2 separate regions of the Homo sapiens genome follow, and region 1 is linked to region 2. Evidence: chromatin contacts called from ENCODE Hi-C or POLR2A ChIA-PET data. All regions are on one chromosome and are shown on one strand. The core of a region is the stretch at or near the end of the contact, and the rest is flanking DNA. Distances in the headings are between cores, read along the strand shown. Region 1 overlaps TMEM40 (transmembrane protein 40). Region 2 has its middle 28 kb from the start of RAF1.

Region 1 (7,230 bases), core at 1,864-4,363, 47 kb before region 2:
TGGGGCAGTTGGCAAAGGCTTTCTACAGGAGGTGTGACATCAGCTTAAGCTTCTCAATAACACAGACAAACAGGAAGGATATTCCAGGGGGGTGGGAGACACAGCAAACATCCAGAGCCAGCATGATGGGTGGGGAAACAGAGATGACACAGCCCCTGCACTTGGTGGGATGGAAGCCATCTCAGTACTATGATGCCTCATGGGACCTTATCTTATCTTCATGGAAGTCTTATGAAGTAGGCAAGGCAGAAGCAGAAATATTATGTAGACACGAAATCAACAGAAATATTAAGGGATTTGTGCAAAGTCACACCTAAAGGGAGTGGCAGGTCTCCTACCTCCAGTCCCCAAATCAGAGTTCCTCCCACCAAACCACACTCTTCTCATAAACTAAATTCTGAGAATGGCCACCAGAATGAACGCATTCCCAGCTTGTTCCAGGCTGAGCTTCTCCTACAGCTTGTGTTTGTTACCCGCAGAGAGCAATGATGAGGACCAGCAACCCAGAGCAACCGGAAAACATCGACGGAGCCTGGGGGCTGGATACCCCCACGGGAACGGCTCACCCGGTAGGAAATAGGCCTTACCATTTTTCTTTTGCCCACTCGCTCACCGTTGAGTTTCTCCGTGGGACTGAAGTGTGATGTTCTTCACAGCATTGTTTATGGCAGGATAAAATAGGAAATAGCCTGACAGCAGCAGAATAGATAAAGGATGCTACACCCTGCCCTGGTGACAGCTCTGCTCTTCATCTATCGCTGAACTGAAAAAGAAAGATGCCAAATCATAGAATCAATTTGATCTCGTTTATGCTTTATAAAAATTCAGACATATATGGTTATAATCAAGACTAGAAGGAAAAATGCTAAAATGTTAATAGTGGTTATCTCAGGATGGTGGAATTATAAGTGATTTTTATTTTCCCTTTTTTGAACTGTCCTATACTATAAATAATTTACAATGAGCATGTTTTATTTTTTATTTTATTTATTTATTTTTTGGAGACAGGGTTTCGCTCTTGTTGCCCAGGCTGGAGTGCAATGGCGTGATCTCAGCTCACCACAACCTCCACCTCTGGGGTTCAAGTGATTCTCCCGCTTCAGCCTCCCAAGTAGCTAGGATTACAGGCATGCGCCACCATGCCTGGCTAATTTTGTATTTTTAGTAGAGACAGGGTTTTACCATGTTGCCCAGGCCTGTCTCAAACACCTGGACTCAAGTGATCTACCCACCTTGGCCTCCCAAAGTGCTGGGATTACAGAGGTGAGCCACCGTGCCTGGCCGAGCATGTTTTACTTTTACAACCAGGAAATAATTTTTGCAAAAGAAATAAACAACAAATTTCATAAGAAGGAAAGAGCATGGGGAAAAGGGGTGAATTATTGTATAGTACAGAACCTGCCACACAGAAGGTGTTTAATAAATGCTGCCCATGAGGCTAGAGCTGAGCCCTGGGTTCTATTTCTGGATATAAACATGATTAGGAATGCAGGCTTTGGCAACAGACCTGGTAGAGTTGCCACTTGCTGGCTATATGACTTTGGGAAAATAATTTAACTATTTGAGCCTCAGTGTCCTTATCTGTATAATGGGTGGGGTAGGTACTAATACCTTCTTCATAGGATATCCGTGAGGAGCAAATGAGGTATTAAATATAAATCACTTAGTACAGTGTTGGTGCATGCTAGTGCCCAGTATATACCCACTATTAACCTTGAGCAAGGTCCAGGTCCTCTCAGGTCTTGAGTGCTTTCTGAGTGTGGTCACCTCTGGAAGTTCTGGGGGCATCAGAGAGGGCAAAGGGAAGGTACTTGTGCTGCCTTGCCTCCTGAAGACTGCCCCCCACCTCACCTCCAGCACAAGGACTGTGGTACTTCTTAAGCGTCGAAGCCATGGGAGAGGGAAGTGGCCTGGATCACTGTGTTTGGGGAGTGCTGACTAAGGGGTTTGTCTCCATCCAGGTCCTGGGCATGGGGAGCCTGACGTTTTGAAGGATGAGCTTCAACTCTATGGAGGTAATCAGTTGCCCAGTAGCTTTGGAGAAAACAATTAGACGAAGGAAAAGAGGGCTTTGCTGGGCAGAAACAAGGTCATGAGGGTGATTCATGAGCTGAAAAGTCCCAGCCAAATACAGGAGATGTGGCCAGTTGGGTGGTTATAACATTGGCAGGTGGGGAGGCGGGCATGAGATTGTCTTGGGGAAATCCTACATTTTCTGGGGTTTTTGTTTGTTTGTTTTGAGACGGAGTCTCACTCTGTCGCCCAGGCTGGAGTGCAGTGGTGTGATCTTGGCTCACTGCAACTTCCACCTCCCCAATTCAAGTGATTCTCCTGCCTCAGCCTCCCGAGTAGGTGGGACCACAGGCGCCCACCACCAGCCCAGCTAATTTTTTGTATTTTTAGTAGAGACAGGGTTTCACTATGTTGGCCAGGATGGTCTCGGTCTCCTGACCTCCTGATCCGCCCGCCTCGGCCTCCCAAAGTGCTGGGATTACAGGCGTGAGCCACCGCGCCCGGCCAATTTTTTGTATTTTTTAGTAGAGACAGAGTTTTGCCATGTTGCCCAGGCTGGTCTCGAACTACTGAGCTCAAGTGATCCTCCGGCCTTGGCCTCCCAAAGTGCCAGAATTACAGGCGTGAGCCACTGCACCTGGTCCTTCTTTCTTTCTTTCTTTCCTTCTTTCTTTTTTTTTTTTTTTTTGTTACAAAAACAAGTATAATCTGGTTTAGAAAAATGCGTTTAATTACTCAAGTAATTTAAGAAAGGTTTCACTGGGTATAAAATAAGATAAACCTTTATGTTTATGTGTATTTTAAAATATTTTTCTCATTAAGTAATTCATATTCACTGTAGAAAATGTAGATACATTCACTTATTCATGAATTACTTCCTTCCCCCAGACATTGGAGGTGCTTGGTAAATTACATTGCTTGAGTTCTCATTTCATGTTGTCCTTGGTATGCTCTCTGCACTCTCTGTATTGGCCCCTCTGGTCACTTTGCATATAGTGTTCAGTGTGCTGAGTGCCTGTTGTCACATGCTAAGTGCCTCTTGTGGTGTTTGTGTCCTGGGGCTGCCCTGAGGGACAGGAAACTACAGAAGTCGGGGCCTGATGATTGGAAGATCATACAAGTGCCTGTCTGCCCTTGAGGGGAAGAAGATGACAGGCTAGGAGCAAGGTCACCAGGGAACTAGAACAGGCACCAAGAACCACATGGTGAATGGTATGGGAAGGACGCCCAGGACTGGAATAATGCAGAGGTGGCAGCTCAGGTCTGTAGGGCTCAACTCACCCTCAGCAGCCCAGACAAGTGGCTCAACAATCATGGTGGGAGCCAAGGATCGAGGTGTACAAGCCAGCTTGGCTCCCACATGCTCAGAGCCTGGTAGGTCTAGAAGCCAGCAAGATGGCATGAGCTTGGAGTTGCCTGTCTAGTCCAGAGTTCTATGGGTAAAAGGCAGCAGGTGTCATCACATGCATCTGGATAGCCTGGAGCAGGCATGTGCAAATGGGTGGCCCATGTGGGCAGATGCTTTTTATCTGGCTCACAGAATGGTTTTTTGGGGGGCAGGGGAGGGGGAGGTTTGTTTTTCATTTTTTGTTTTTTTTGGGATGCTGTCTCACTCTGTTGCTCAGGCTTGAGTGCAGTGGTACCATCTCGGCTCACTGCAACCTCCACCTCCTGGGCTCAAGCGATTCTCCTACCTTAGCCTCCTGAGAAGCTGGGACTACATGTATGCGACACCATGCCCAGCTAATTTTTGTATTTTTGGTAGAGACAGGGTTTTACCCTGTGGCCCAAGCTGGTCTTGAACTCCTGGACTCAAGTGATCTACCCACCTCGGCCTTCCAAAGTGCTGGGATTACAAGAGTGAAGCATCGCACCTGGCCCACACAGAAAGCTTTTTTTTTTTTTTTTTGGTATTTTTAGTAGAGATGGGGTTTCACCGTGTTAGCCAGGATGGTCTCGATCTCCTGAACTCGTGATCCACCCGCCTCGGCCTCCCAAAGTGCTGGGATTAGAGGCGTGAGCCACCACACCTGGCCCAGAATGCTTTTTTAAAATTATGATTGTGTGGCCAGGCGCTGTGGCTCATGCCTGTAATCCCAGCACTTTGGGAGGCTGAGGCAGGTGGATCACTTGAGGTTGGGAGTTCAAGACCAGCCTGGCCAACGTGGCAAAACCCTGTCTCTACTAAAAATACAAAAATTAGCCAGGTGTGGTGGCACCCGTAATCCCAGCTACTCAGGAGCCTGAGGCAGGAGAATTGCTTGAACCCGGGAGGCAGAGGTTGCAGTGAGCTGAGATCATGCCGCTGCACTCCAGCCTGGGTGGCACAGTGAGACTCTGTCTCAAAATAAATAAATAAATAAATAAATATTATAAATATATAATATTTATAATTTGTGTTATATAATATATAAGTATATTATATATAAATTTATATATATTATATATGTAAAATTATGATTGTGAGAGCCAGACATGGTGGCTCACACCTGTAATCCCAGCTACTTGGGAGGCTGAGGCAGGAAGATTGCTTGAGCCCAAGAGTTTGAGACTGCAGTGAGTCATGATTGCGCCATTGCCCTGCAACCTGGATGACAGAGAGAGAACCTGTCTCTAAATAAATAAATTTTAAAAATAAAATTATGAATGTGAATATATTTCATCAATTCTATACCACATTTTTTTCACATTTGAATATTTCTGAAATCAGGATGCATCTTAAAAATCACTGGCAAAGTTAGGCATAGTAGTTCATGACTATAATCCCAGCACTTTGGGAGGCCAAGGTGGGAGGATTGCTTGAGCCCAGGAGTTCAAGACCAGCCTGGGCAACATAATAAGACCCTGTCTCTATTAAAAAAAAATCACTGGCAGCCAGGCATGGTGGCTCATGCCTGTAATCCCAGCACTTTGGGAGGCTGAGGTGGGTGGATCACGAGGTCAGGAGATCGAGACCATCCTGGCTAACATGGTGAAACCCCGTCTCTACTAAAAATACAAAAAATTAGCCAGGCGTGGTGGCGGGCGCCTGTAGTCCCAGCTACTCGTGAGGCTGAGGCAGGAGAATGGCATGAACCCGGGAGGCGGAGCTTGCAGTGAGCCGAGATTGCACCACTGCACTCCATCCTGGGCAACAGAGCAAGACTCTGTCTCAAAAAAATATATATATATATCACTGGCAACTTACAATTGTAAATGTCAAGGGCTTTTCTTACATAGTAGTACATAAAATAATGTCATGTCTCACAAGCAATGGCATTTTGATTCATGGAGTACAAGAGTTACCAAACTTTTTTTTTTGTTTGAGATGGAGTATCGCTCTGTCGCCAGGCCGGAGTGCAGTGGTGTGATCTTGGCTCACTGCAGCCTCTGTCTCCTGGGTTTGAGCGATTATCCTGTCTCAGCCTCCCGAGTAGCTGGGACTACAGGTGTGTGCTACCATGCCCAGCTAATTTTTGTATTTTTAGTAGAGACGGGGTTTCACCATCTTAGCCAGAATGGTCTCAGTCTCTTGACCTCGTGATCCGCCCACCTTGGCCTCCCAAAGTGCTGGTATTACAGGCATGAGCCACCGCGTGCGGCCCAAACTTTTTCATAATTGGGAAGTTTACCTGAAAACCTGGCTTCTCTGGGGAAATTGACAGACCTGTAAGAGTGGGTAGGCGTTCCTACAGCAGCTTTCTGTGGCTGGTGGGTGGTGGCTGCCCCTTTAGTTGGAACAGGAACCCTCCAGCCGGCTCCATTCCCCACCTGGCCGACTCCAGATTAAGTGGGAAGTCTCCGAGCAGGATCCACCTTCCCTGAAGCATGACTTCTCCCCCCCCAGAGGATCATGGGTATATGATCACTGATTTCCTTTCTGTGCAGATGCTCCTGGAGAGGTGGTACCCTCTGGGGAATCAGGTGAGTGTCCAGTTAGAGGAGAGAGGTCGTTGGTGCTGGTATTGAGCCAGGTCTAGGCATCACCTCTCCCCCAAGAGAGCCAGCACCTGTTGGGATACCTGGCTCTGAGAAACAGGAGCCCCAGGTCCACTTAGCCTAGGCTCATCAAGCAGGCTGGGCCAGCTGTGGCATGAAGCAGGGAGCCTGGGGAGCTTGGAAGGCTGTCCCAGCAAGACCCCAGGAGATTACAACCAACCAGCCATCAATAGAGAGAAGGATACCGTGGGGGCTGCAGAATTCCATGGGGACATTTTTTTAGGTCACCTATAGCCTTCCCCAGGGTGGAGGCACCTGTTAAGGACCCCAAGCGGGGTTGGGCACTAATGTTGAGTTTCTTGTTTCCAGGACTCCGAAGGAGAGGCTCTGACCCAGCAAGTGGTAAATACACAAGCTCAAATAGGAGAGCCAGAGCGGGTGTGGATTCCAGACGATGGGTTGGGTCCTCAGACAGCCTGAGAGGGTGGGTTAGTCCCAGCAGGGATGCTGTCGCCAGCCAGTGTCACTATGATTCAGAAGGGGGATCTCCAGTGCAGGGGAAATGGAAAGGAAGGCAGACTCGGGCCTAAGGAAGGAGGAGGAAGTCAGTGGGGGTTCCAAGGACAGTACCCCCATCTTCACAGTTTGACTGGTCCTGCAGTGAGTGCCCTCTGACCCAGGAAGATATACCCAGGATATTAATTCTCAATGAGGCAGGGAAAAGAAAATCCCACCTCCCGTCCTGCATCAAAGTTAAATATTCATCTCTCTCTTGTTCTTAAGGAGAAGTGGAGGCCTCTCAGTTAAGAAGACTGAATATAAAGAAAGATGGTAAGGAACTTGGTGTAGCAGAGCTGCTTTTTCCTGTCTGGCTAGATTTCTAGGGGTGAAATGCAGCTGGTGGCCTAGCACAGCAGTAATCATAGCCCACCTCTGTCGTGTGCCCTGCAGTTTACACATTACTCAGCTCAGAATCACCTCAACAGGGTGGGACAATGGTTCCCATTTTGCAGATATGAAAACTGAGGTTCAAGGTTGGGGAGTGGCCTTACAGCTTGTGAGTGGAGTGGCCTGAGCTTGAGCCCTGGTCCTCTGCTCTTTCTGCTATGCACAGTCACTAGGATGGTAAATACCTTCCAGGTCTTGTGGCCAGGATGGGGAACTGGAGGGTCAGCTGAGCTGAGAAAGTTGTAAGGTTAGATTAGACCAGAATCGGAAAGGAGCAGTGAAAATGGGAGCAACTTCCCTGCTCCAGGCCTGGAATCCATGGGGACTTCTAGGAGGAAGGGGAGGGCAAGA
Region 2 (7,525 bases), core at 738-3,237:
TCTAGCTCTACCAGTCACTATGCTGTGTGACCTTGGACGAATCACTATCCCTCTCTGAGCCTCAGTTTCCTGAGCACTTTTCACATGTTTATCCTCAGGTCCATCATATGAGATAGATGGTACTATTCCATAGGTAAAAAAGCAAAGGCACAGAGACACTCCATAGATGACCCAGGGTCACACAGGTAGAAAGTAGCAGTGCTCAGATTTAAATTCAAGCAGCCTGACTCTAGAGTGTGTGTCATTAACCACCACACCACACTGCCCCACCAGAGACACTGACAGCGTTCTCCTAATTATTTTTCCCAAAATAAACTACTAGTATTTGTTTTCTTTTCTTTTTTTTCTTTTTCTTTTTTTTTTTTTTTTTTTTTTTGAGATAGAGTCTCTATCACCCAGGCTGGAGTGCAGGGGCTTGAACATTGCTCACTGCAGCCTTGAACTCCCAAGCTTAAGAAATCCTCCACCTCAGCCTCCTGAGTAGCTGGGTCTATACCACTACTAAGCATTTTTAGTGTTTACAGTTTTTCTTTTCTTTCTTTTTTTTTCTTTATTTCTTCTTCTTAAAAAAAAAACAACAAAAAACAACAACAACCAAGATGCATGTGCAGAATGTGCAGGCTTGTTACATAGGTATACATGTGCCATGGTGGTTTGCTGCACCTACCCAGCCAATTTTAATTTTTTTTCTTTTTATTGTAGTAATGGGGTTTTGCCATGTTGCCCAGGCTTATCGCAAACTCCAGAGCTCAAGCAATCCTCTACTTCAGCCTCCCAGAATGTTGGGATGATAGGCGACAGCCACCATGCCCAGCCAGTGAGCCATGATTGCATCACTGCACTCCAGTCTGGGTGACAGAGCAACACCCTGTCTCTAAAATAAAATAAAATAAAATCCTACAATGATGAAAGAATGATCCAGAGCTCACAGCCGGGAGTCATTAAGCCTGGGTTCAGATCTCCCAGCTTTTCCTCTGCTTAACTGTGTGATTATGGGCAAATGACTTTATCTAAGTTTCAGTCTTACCTTATGTAAAATGGGACTGTTCATAGCCCAACCTCATAGAGCAGGCCTAAAAATTCAGTGAGATAATACATGAGAAATGCTTAGCGTGGTCCCTGGCATTCTGTGGTGCTCAATAAAAATTCAGCTACGACTGATTATTCATGGCTGATGTATGCTCTTTAGATTTGGTGAGCCTCCGGCCCTAAGAAGATCCGAATTTTAGTGGTGGAGAGAAATAAAGGGTCTGAGGGCTGCAGCTCCAAACATGAAAGCAAAGCCTGGAGGAGCAGGAGCTGTTTATAAAGTGAGGAGGAGCAGGAGCTGTTTATAAAGTGAGGTACAGCCGGGCGTGGTGGCTCATGCCCGTAATCCCAGCACTGTAGGAGGCCAGATGGGTGGATCACCTGAGGTCAGGAGTTCAAGACCAGCCTGGCCAACATGGCAAAACCAGCTCCACTAAAAATAAAAAAAAATTAGATGGGCGTGGTGGCAGGTGCCTGTAATCCCAGCTACTAGGGAGGCTGAGACACGAAAATTGCTTGAACCCAGGAAGCAGAGGTTGCAGTAAGCCAAGATATCGGCTACTGCACTCCAGCCTGGGTGACAGAGCAAGACTCTGTCTCAAAAAAAAAAAAAAATGAGGTGCATGGTGCGGGGTGGGCTGGGACCTGTGTGTAAGTACTGGAGGTAGATGTACCGGAGCCAGCCAGGCCCTGTGATGGGTAGGAGGATTCCCTCTGTGTGTGCTCATCCACCCTGTCTGGTACAGTCACCAGCTCTGAAACTGTCCCTGCAGTCTCCTCCCTCCAAGTAAATAGGTGTTGCTATTCTAAGAGAGGCCTGTGATAAAAATAGTTGCTTTGCTTTGGAGGGTTTTTTTTTTTTTTTTTTTAAGCCATGAAAATAACAGGGCAGTAGGCTGTCTATTTTGGGTTGGGGACTTTGGCCCGCTTTCAAAGTCACAGCCCAATGAGATCTATTTAGAAAAGGTCACTGCGCACTTTGCTCACGTCGATGGCGCCTTAAAACAAGCCTGCGTGGATGCACTTAGGAGACTCTGGGGCTTACCCAAGGGACAGAGTTAGAAGGAATTGTGGGGCCACTATGTTTATGCCCCTGTGTAAATGTAAGCCCTGGCATCTCTCCGTGGGGCTTCAGTGGTCTTTCTCTCCACCGCACTTTCCCCAGCCCCCACCAACTTCTCAGGAGGCGGAGCTAGTTGCCAGCCTGCTTCTCCCTCCACCTTAGGAATCCTGCATCAGGGTGACGCTGGGTGTGGGGAATGCTCTCCTACTTCTCTATAAATCAGCCTATCATGTGGCAGCATCAGTCAGGCAGGAGCTCCAGCTGGGGCCTGGCATCTGGAACTGGGCTGGATTTTTCCATTCTCAGTGGACCAAAGCGTGACTTGGGTGATTGAGAAAGGCACACCCGAGTAGATGGCCTAAGATGACAGAGCAACTGGAGTGAAAAGAACATGAGCAGTGTGAACCTTGTCCCTAGCCCTCACTAGCTGTGTGACCTTAGGCAAGTAACTTCACTCTCTGATCCCTTGTTTCCTTACTAGTAAAATGGAGATAAAACCAACCTTATAGGACTATTGGGAGGATTAAATAAAATAATGTATGTATGTATGTATTTATACTTATTTATTTCTTGAGACAGGGTCTTGCCCTGTCACCCAGGCTGTAGTGCAGTAGCACCATCTTGGCTCACTGCAACTGCCACTTTCTGGGCTCAGGTGATCCTCCCACCTCAGCCTCATGAGTAGCTGGGACTACAGAGGCGCACCACCACACCCGGCTAATTTTTTGTATTTTTTGTAGAGATGGGATTTCACCATGTTGCCCAAGCTGGTCTTGAACTCCTGGATTCAAGTGATCCGCCAGCCTTGACCTCCTAATTGCTGGGATTACAGGTGTGAGCCACTGCACCCAGCCACAAGATAATGTATTTTAAAAGTACCTAGTATGTATAGGGTGGCTACCAAGTCTGGAAACACAGAGGATTTTTCAGAATAAATGGTCTGTTGCTAATACATACTAAAATTCTCTATACTTTCAGACTTTAACACTTATATGGTGCTTACCATGTGCCAGCCACTGTTTTAAATGCTTAGCTTTTTTTTTTTTTTTTTTTTTTTGAGACAGAGTCTCGCTCTGTCACCCAGGCTGGAGTGCAGTGGCGCGATCTCAGCTCACTGCAAGCTTCGCCTCCCGGGTTCACGCCATGCTCCTGCCTCAGCCTCCCGAGTAGCTGGGACTACAGGCGCCCGTCACCACGCCCGGCTAATTTTTTGTATTTTTAGTAGAGACGGGGTTTCACTGTGTTAGCCAGGATGGTCTCGATCTCCTGCCCGCCTCGGCCTCCCAAAGTGCTGGGATTAAAGGCGTGAGCCACTGTGCCCGGCCTAAATGCTTTGCATTTTTAAACTCATTAATTCTCCATAACAACCTTATGAGGTAAGAACTATGTTACACCCATTTTACAGAAAAGAAAACTGAGGTTCAGAAGTTAAATCACCACCCAGTGATGTGGTAACTTTCTGCCCTTCTTAGTCAAGAACATACTGAAAACACATTGGAATCAGTTAGCAAACCTTTTTTTGGGAGAGGGCTCTCTATGTTGTCCAGACTGGGCTCACACTCCTGGGCTCACGGGATCCTCTCACCTCAGCCTCCTGAGTAATTGGGACTACCGGCCTGCCACCACACTTGACTACATTTTTTGACTTTGCCCAACCTGTCAGGTGAGAAGTGGTCTCTCAGTGTAGTTTCTCTTACTATGATGGTGGCTCTCTTTTTGTATATTTGATTTACTTGTGTGTTCCTTTATGTGAATTGCCTATTCATATCCTAACTATCCTAGTCCTGACTATTTGTCTGTGGGGTTCTTTGTTTCTTCTTAATTGATTTTTGGAACTCTTTTTACATTAGGGAAACCAATCCTTCATCTGTGAATTGTATTTACTTATTTTTTTTTTTTGAGGCAGAGTCTCACTCTTGTCGCCCAGGCTGGAGTGCAATGGCGCCATCTCACTGCAACCTCTGCCTTCCGTTCAAGTGATTCTCCTGCCTCATCCTTCTGAGTAGCTGGGATTTGAGGCGCCCACCACCACACCCATTAATTTTTGTGTTTTTAGTAGAGGTGGGGTTTCACCTTCTTGGCCAGGCTGGTCTCAAACTCCTGACCTCAGGTGATCTGCCTGCCTCTGCCTCCCAAAGTGCTGGGATTACAGGCGTGAGGCACCATGCTTGGCTCATCTATGAATTGAATTGCAAATGTTTTTTCCCAGCTTATCATTTGACCTTTGATTTTGTTTAAGGTATTTATTACCATGCAGAAATTTGACTTTCATGGAGGTCAATTTATCAGGCTTTTCTTTTATGCCTTCTGGCATTCATATCATGCTTAGATATGGAAGTTTCCCCTGTACTGAAAAAAAAAATGTTTTTAACCTTCTCATGCTTTCCTGTAGTACTTCTTTTTTTTTTTTTGAGACAGAGTCTTGCTCTGTCGCCTGGGCTGCAGTGCAGTGGCTTGATCTCGGCTCACTGCAACCTCTGCCTCCCGGGTTCCAGCGATTCTCCTGCCTCAGCCTCCTGAGTAGCTGGGACTATAGGCACACACCACCACGCCCGGCTAATTTTTTTATTTTTTAGTAGAGACAGGGTTTCACCATATTGGCCAGGCTGGTCTTGAACTCCTGACCTTGTGATCTGCCCACCTTGGCCTCCCAAAGTGCTGGGATTACAGGCATGAGCCACTGCACCCGGCTTTCCTTTAGTACTCCTATGGTTTCATTTTTTGCTTTTTCTTTTATTTTTATTTATTTATTTATTTATTTTTGAGATGGAGTCTTGCTCTGTTGCCCAGGCTGGAGTGCAGTGGCGCAATCTCAGCTCACCACAACCTCCGTCTCCCGGGTTCAAGTGATTCTCCTGCCTCAGCCTCCTGAGTAGCTGAGATTACAGGCACCTGCCACCACACCGGGCTAATTTTTTTTTTGTATTTTTAGTAGAGACAGGGTTTCACCATTTTGGCCAGGCTGGTCTCGAACTCCTGACGTCAGGTGATCTGCCCGCCTCAGTCTCCCAAAGCACTGGGATTACAGGCGCCTGCCACCATGCCTGGCTAATTTTTGTATTTTTAGTGGAGAGGATGTTTCACCATGTTGGCCTGGCTGGTCTCGAACTCCTGGCCTCAAGTGATCCACCCACCTCTGCCTCCTAAAGAGCTGGGATTATGGGCATGAGCCACTACGCCTGGCCCATTTTTTACATTTAAATCTCCCTGTCATTTGGGTTTCATTTTGGTGTAATTTGCAAAGTAGAGTCACTTTGGGTCCTACTGTACATGCCCAGCACTTCCACTTTCAGCATGGAATCATTTCTGTCCAGTTCTAATTTTAATAAAAAAATTTGGCCTTAATTTGGTGTATCAGTGTCCAGGGCTACCATAACGAAGTACCACAAATTTGGTACCACAAATAAGAAATCGTTCTGGAGACCAGAAGTCTGAAATCAAGGTATCAGCGGGCCACGTTCCCTCTCAGACTCTGGGTAGAATCTTTCCTTGCTTCTACCGAGTTTCTAGCAGTGCTGGCCATCCACGGAGGCCCTTGCCTGCAGCTGCATCACTCCAGTCTCTGCCAGTGTTGTCTCTTGGTGCTCTTCCTGTGCCTCTCTGTCTTCTTATTAAGACATCAGCCAGACTGAGTGTGGTGGCTCACACCTGTAACCCCGGCACTTTCTGAGGCTGCCAAGGCAGGAGGATCGCTTGAGCCCAGGAAATTTGAGACCAGTCTGGGCAACATGGGGAAATCCCATCTCTACAAAAAATAAACAAAATAAACAAATAAATGGTGGTGGATGCCTATAGTCCCAGCTAATCCGGAGATTGTAGTGGGAGGATCGCCTGAGCCCAGGGAGGTTGAGGCTGCAGTGAGCTGAGATGGCGCCACTGCACTGCAGCCTGAGTGACAGACTGAGACCCTGTCACTCAGACCCCTGAGTGACAGAGTGAGACCTTTCTCCACTACAAGTTCACTTCAGCTTCATTGTGTCTGCAAAGACCCTATTTCCAAATAAGGTCTCATTGACAGGGAGGCTGAGGCAGGTGGATCATCTGAGGTCAGGAGTTCAGGACCAGTCTGACCAATATGGTGAAACCCTGTTTCTACTAAAAATACAAAAATTGGCTGGGTGTGGTGGTGGGTGCCTGTACTCCCAGCTACTTGGGAGGCTGAGGCAGGAGAATCCCTTGAACCCAGAAGGCAGAGGTTGCAGTGAGTGGAGATCTCGCCACTGCACTCCAGCCTGGGTGACAGAGTAAGACTCGTCTCAAAAAGAAAAAACAAAAAAGTTAACTTCTTTGTTTGTTTTTTGTTTTGTTTTGGTTTTGCTCACTTCAACTTCTGCCTCGAGGGCTCAAGCAATTCTCCTGTATCAGCCTCAGGCAAGTACCACCACACCCAACTGATTTTTTGTATTTTAAGTAGAGATGGGATTTCACCATGTTAGCCAGGCTGATCTGCAACTCCTGGCCTCAGTTGATCCACCCACCTCAGCCCCAAAAAGTGCTGGGATTACAGGCATGAGCCACCTCACCGGCCTTTTTTTTTTTTTTTTTTTTTTTTGAGACGGATTATTGCTTTATTGCCCAGGCTGAAATACAGTGGCACAATCTTGGCTCACTGCAATCTCCGCTTCCTGGGTTCAAGCAATTCTCCTGCCTCAGCCTCCCTAGTAGCTGGGATTACAGGCTCATGCCACCACACTGGGCTAGTTTTTGTATTTTCACTAGAGATGGGGTTTCACCACATTGCCAAGGCTGGAGAAGTTAACTTCTTTATCATAAAAAATAATTCTTATATACTGGTAAGAAAAAAACACCAATACCCAAATGGTCCAAGATCACAAACAGCTAAATCAGAAAACAGGGAACAGGTTGGGTGAGGTGGCTCACACCTGTAATCCTAGCACTTTGAGAGGCCAAGGTGAGCAGATCACCTGAGGTCAGGAGTTTGAGACCAGCCTGGGCAACACGGCGAAACCTGGTCTCTACTAAAAACACAAAAATTAGCTGGGCGTGGTGGTGTGTGCCTGTAGTCCCAGCTACCTGGGAGGCTGAGGTAGGAGAATCCCTTGAACCTGGGAGGCGGAGGTTGCAGTGGCACAATCTCAGCTCACTGTAACCCCCACCTCCTGGGTTCAAGCAATTCTCCTGCCTCAGCCTCCCAAGTAGCTGGGATTACAGGCACGCATCACCATGCCCAGCTAATTTTTTTGTATTTTTTGTAGAGATGGGGACTGGCCATGTTGTCCAGGCTGGTCTTGAACTCCTGGACTTCAAGTGATCTACCTGCTTCGGCCTCCCAAAGTGCAAGGATTATAGTTGTGAGCCACCACATCTGGTCTTCTCAACTTCTGTTTTTTTGTTTGTTATTTTTATTTTATTGAGACAAGGTCTCGCTCTGTCACTTAGGCTGGAGTGCTGTCATCCAGGCTCAATCATGGT

The links. Hi-C counts contacts between places; a loop is a spot of excess contacts on that map. ChIA-PET counts read pairs that join two places held with the same protein, here RNA polymerase II (POLR2A). Pooled maps may share reads with other maps.
Region 1: a loop to region 2 is called in a pooled map, with 6 times the contacts of the local background. The contact joins two enhancer-like sites. A Hi-C loop is called at or near these places in 6 of 50 pooled maps. POLR2A ChIA-PET finds 5 or more read pairs at or near these places in 4 of 52 experiments (HepG2, OCI-LY7, activated CD4-positive, alpha-beta T cell and 1 more).

Annotation. Positions count from the first base shown.
Region 1 is chr3:12,737,239-12,744,468 of GRCh38, reverse strand. TMEM40 (transmembrane protein 40) reads left to right here. Exons shown (of 12, transcript NM_018306.4): 4 at 480-569; 5 at 1,962-2,015; 6 at 5,881-5,916; 7 at 6,301-6,333; 8 at 6,715-6,762. Among named protein-coding and RNA genes, the nearest start is that of TMEM40, 18 kb to the left of the region's middle. RefSeq lists a silencer at 2,942-3,001 and enhancers at 3,262-3,361, 5,399-6,221. Within about 2 kb of position 3,113, at least 2 of the 41 ENCODE cell types and tissues checked have a DNase peak (open chromatin) inside an H3K27ac peak, as active enhancers do.
Region 2 is chr3:12,688,638-12,696,162 of GRCh38, reverse strand. No RefSeq gene overlaps it. Among named protein-coding and RNA genes, the nearest start is that of RAF1, 28 kb to the right of the region's middle. RefSeq lists an enhancer at 1,516-2,017. Within about 2 kb of position 1,987, at least 7 of the 41 ENCODE cell types and tissues checked have a DNase peak (open chromatin) inside an H3K27ac peak, as active enhancers do.